Linked DNA regions of Homo sapiens: region 2 is linked to region 1. A link is a loop called in an ENCODE intact Hi-C map of the cell type or tissue named here. Cell type or tissue: PC-9. All regions are shown on one strand.

Evidence for each region. Peaks named below come from ENCODE experiments on the same cell type or tissue, not always from the same donor. Only the 100,000 strongest peaks of a DNase experiment are listed, where the experiment ranks them.
Region 2: a loop joins it to region 1, with 5 times the contacts of the local background. A loop is called at or near these places in 1 of 110 quality-filtered maps.

What each region holds. Positions count from the first base shown.
Region 1 is chr7:46,190,490-46,192,989 of GRCh38, reverse strand. No RefSeq gene overlaps it. Among named protein-coding and RNA genes, the nearest start is that of IGFBP3, 270 kb to the right of the region's middle. In PC-9, no CTCF peak of the experiment used is centred here; DNase peaks (open chromatin) are centred at 689 and 1,049; H3K27ac peaks cover 2,398 bases.
Region 2 is chr7:46,557,722-46,560,221 of GRCh38, reverse strand. No RefSeq gene overlaps it. Among named protein-coding and RNA genes, the nearest start is that of IGFBP3, 640 kb to the right of the region's middle. In PC-9, no CTCF peak of the experiment used is centred here; DNase peaks (open chromatin) are centred at 831 and 1,261; H3K4me3 peaks cover 418 bases; H3K27ac peaks cover 2,462 bases.

The DNA of each region.
Region 1 (2,500 bases):
AAACTCTAGCACTTCCCTGATTCAGGAATTTGGTGATAGATGTTTGCAGTGTGCCTCTCATAAGATACTTCTTTATCCTTGTGGATGGGCTGATACCTAAGTGTCACTTGTGACCAGCTATCACTTTCACAGAAACTGATTTTTACTGCCCTTGTGGATCATGTCTCACCTGTGTTCAGTTTATTCCTACTAAGATAGCCAATGTCTAGGAAAGCCCTGCCCAGGAGAGAAGTTATTCTCTGGTCTATGGATCAGATGAGAAAGAGGAGGCAACTCAACAAAATCCATGAAATCACAGAAGCAGTTTCTTACAGATCCCAGAGAGAAGAAGGCAGCATGCTTCACAGGGCCAGTGGGAAAGGAGGAGCCAACAGGGAAACAAACGTTCAAACAGTGGATGGGGAACAAGAGAGAGAACAAGGGACCTACGGGCCAAAGTGTTCATTGGAGTCCAAGGCATTATCCCAGCAGGCTTCCCAAGGGGAGTTCTAATTGATTAGAGCCAGCAGGCATCAGCTCCGTGCAGTCATGCTGCAACTGAGACATGATCACTGTGGCACATCTGTGAGATCCATGCTGGGGGTGGGAGTCAGTGAGGTAAGTCAAGTAGGTTGTATCCAGCTGTCTCATAGGAAAGTGGTCAGCAGGGGATGATTTATAGGGCAGATGTCCAGGTCAACCATGCTCAGGAACTGGGAGCAGGTAAAGAACTAGGCACCATGTCAAGGGTGACAAGGAAGTTAAACCTATATTCAAAGTGGATGTTGAAGCCACACAAAATTATAAGAATTCACTACAGCTTCCTATACCAGTCTGCACATTAAAATCACAGAAATACTGCATAGAAATACCAATTCCTAGGCCACCTATGGTGATGTTAATTTAGTAGGTCTGCAATGAGACCCAGGAATTTTTATATTTAGATGGGTGTACATTTTACCCTAAGCCTTTCGTTTAGATGATTGCAACCACAATTCTTTCAGGCAAATTATTCAACTACTTGGAATCCACATCCACATCCTTTTCTCCTGACTGAAACAGAGGAAAGTATTTTTCCCTAGCCCATCCTAGAAACGTATAACTCACTCACCGCTCCCTATTACAAAGAATACCCCTGCTCTATGGTTTGTATGGAATGTGACTCCAAGTACTGATCTCATTTGAATTGTTTCCTTTATACCTGCACGGCCACCTATGTGTCCCTGTCAATGTTGTTTTTGTGTTTTCCACATGTCAATGCATATGTTTCCAAGTACACGCCTGACAGCGAAGAGAAGTCTTTAACTTGATAAAAGTGAACCTGGATGTTAGCTAGTTTGAACTGATGAAGCAGTGAGAGGCGTCGCATGGTACAGCTTGCATTAAACTGGTTTGCACCTCAACTTCAGTGGGTATATAAACCCCCAGGGCCTTGTTAACTGCAGATGCTGATTCAGTAGGTATAGGATGGGGGTGGAGAGTCTGTTCTCAGGTGAGGTGGAGGCTCCTGGTCTTGAATGCAAGGCATCACTCCCTCTAGAAGAGGTGTGTACCCTTGGTCTCTGAGGCAAACCATTACTCTCCCCAGGTGACTGGGTGCCCTTGGTCTCTGATGTAGACCATTGCCCTCTCCAGGTGATTGTGGTACCCTTTCTGTCTGATATAAGGCATCACCCTCTCCGGAAAGTAAATCTCCAGTGGCTGGGAGGAAGCTACATTATTGATTGTCACTGAACACTCTATGAGACAGAGACTTGAGCGGAGAGTGTTGTGCCTTGTGGTGTGTGTAGAGTAAGGTTTGCCTTACAACTCAGCAATGGTGAAAGGGAGGAATGGTATCCCAGGACACCAGCGGCAACTCATATCTTCTCTTGAGAATTTGGTTGGGTGGGCAGACGTCCACAGTAAGGGGCCCTTCTTCAACAGCTTCCAGGTACCAAGAGGAGTCTCTCTCCCCTGTCCATGGTTTGAGAAACTCAGGAGGTGCTGTGTTCCCTGCAAGTTACTGAGCTGTTGTTATTGTTTACCTGGTCCCTTCAGGCATGCTGTTAAAAAAAAAATCAGTACTCTGATTTGCACAGATTTGCACAGTACTCTGATTTTTCACTTATCTTTGGAATGTTCATCAACACTAGTTTGTGCCCAGTACTGCAGTTTCTGCTCTATGTAGAGCAATGAATAAAACACAGCCTCTGTCCTCACATAGCTTTCACTGCCTTTCAGGTGATAAGCATGTCAATCAATAATCACAGAATTGATCCATATGGATGTGATGGTAGATGTGTTCACTACACAGATAGTTTTGATCACCTACTATGTGCCCAGCACTACTCTGGATACTTGTAATTCATCAATAAACCAATAGCAACAAAAACATAGATTTCTTGGCCAAGCATGATGGCTCACACCTGTAATCTCAGCACTTTAGAAGGCTAAGGAGGGTGGATCACTTCAGGACAGGAGTTTGAGACCAGCCTGGCCAACATGGCGAAACCCCGTCTCTACTAAAAATACAAAAATT
Region 2 (2,500 bases), 370 kb before region 1:
GACTAAACCAGGAAGAAGGTGAATCCCTCTATTATAATTTTTATATTCTTCTTCCTCCAGGAAGTTTTCTTTGAATTCCAGACCTAACTACCATCTTCCCCTACAATCTCTTACAAACCAACTGTATGCTAACATTGATTCCTCATTGCAGAAAAGAACCAATAATAACAGTGGAGTAATACACAAGAGTGAACATTCTGTTCCATTCTTCCTTTCTCCCCTTTACTTACGGTCTCTTTCTTTTACTAGTATGAGGGGTAGCCAAATAGGATTTGTAAACAGGTCTCCTATTTTAGAAAGAGTGGTTCATTGTTTTTTATTTAGGTTCCAGAAATGGATGGAGCTATTTGATACTGCTAGAATTAATTCCAGGTCACAATTCACATTATGAAAGGAAAGATACACAGTTGGTTAAAACATAGCACATGCCATCTGAAAACACAGAGTATGCAGATAAGTCTGCATGTAAACCTGGAATTAACTGCCTGTTATTTCCAGATAAAACCTGTGAGGCCCTCACTGGCCAGCGTGTTAATGAGACCTTCCCTTCCCTGTGTCCACACCAAATGCTCATCTCATTGAAGATGCCTACTGTGCGCTAATGATTTCCTGCATTGACCTTTAACCCCATATGCCCCAAACTCCTCTAGAAATTTTTTAGAACTGCAATATTGAAGCTCTTTTAGGAAACCCCACACACTGCAGTTTGCTTCCTATGAAAGACTTCCTGTGGATGAGCCGGGGCACTGGCGTGCCCTATAGAGCATCCTCACACAAGGACAAAAACAACTGTGTGCTGAAACTTAGAATAACCTTTCCCCATGAGTCAGAATTGACTTACACAACTTAGACATTCTCCCTGGAACACGATCAAATGTCATCTTTCTCCTCCCGTTTCTCCTCAAGAGCTGGAAGGGTTAGAGGCAGCCTGTTTCTAACAAAAACACTACCATTTAGGGGTTTGGTGGTTAACGTTAAGTCTTGCCTTCAAAAGCTTACAGAACTATGGGGAAGTAAACTCAGAAATTTATAATTAAGTATGGCATCTACTGTAATATGCATTAAACACTATCAGGTTTTCCTTCTTGTAGGTTCCTCCAAACATTATGAAGCTGTCTTGATCACTCTTGCTTGGCTTTGGAGACAGTAACCAGGAAAAAGTATAGCTTCTCTTTATGAACCCTGCAATCCCTCAAAAGATGACCACTCCCCACCCACTCCCCCCCCGCCAACACACACACTTCATTAATTGTCTTGTGACAGGGCAGAGTGACAAATGATGTAATTCTGAAAGAGGCATATTTGTGTGGTGAGACACAGGGATTTCAGGGCAAAAGAGTCTCACGTTGAAGCCCTGGATCTAACACTTACTTTTTCTATAATGTTGGGTTTTATCTCTCTGCACCTCAGCTTTCTCTGTTGTAAAATAGGCATCATAAAAATTGCCTACCTCTTAAGGTGCTGTGTACATCAAATGAGTGAAAACACATGCTTGGGACAGTGCATGGCCTGTAATAAGTCCTACCTAATTGTTAGTGGACATTCTCAGTGGACTAAAGATAACAATCAAAGATGCACAGGGCAACATATGGCTTGCACCAGACTCTTTAGAAGGTCAAAGAAAGAGCATGACCCATGGTATTCAGCCTTTGCATTTGTAGCAATACCACCGGAGTGGAGCCTCTTCCACACACAGCTTCAACTACTTCCTCTAAATTGACAGTGCTATGTCAGGTCCAGATCACTGTCATGGTCTCCTGTCCAAGGCACATACTTTCTCACTTATCAGTGACCCCTGAACACTGGATAGAAACATCAAAAACTGAACCTGTCCCATGGCCCTTTCCTTCTTCTATATTCACAAATACTCCACATTGAGTAAAGGAAGTTTGGTCCTGTTTCAATGAGTGGTCTTTCCATCTGCCCTCATCCCACATGCCAGGAATCTGGATGAGGCTGTCAGACACATCTCCTCACTTTTCACATGCATTAGTCTTCCTAGCTCTGGGCCTAAACTGTCTCATGAATTCACCTCTCTCTAATTCTCCTCTCCCAGCAGAGCCTCAACAGTACCCTAAAGTTGATCTGCAATATCTGTTGTCAAATTTATCCTGTACAAACCAACTACATCCTCACTCTCCTGGCCTGCAGAGAGAACAATAAATGACCCAGTTTCAGTCAATTAGACATGCCTGCCTTGGACTTTTCATCGAGAGAGTGATAAAAAGAAGCTGACCTATGAAGCCCAACTGAGCAGAAACAAAGGGAAGAATATTTTCAGCCCAGACAAAGGTAGCTCACTAACTTATATGTGAAGATTATTCAAGCACATACATTTGGCAGAGCAGTGACCACCGTGTAACTAAGAAAGTCTAGGGAGGTGGGAGTACTGCTCAAGATGTGTCTGGAAGGACAGGCAGAGGCTTCGTTACTAAAAAGCCTGTGTGCCTGCTTAGGTACACACATCGTCTTCAGGAAATTGTTAAATAACTGTGAGCTG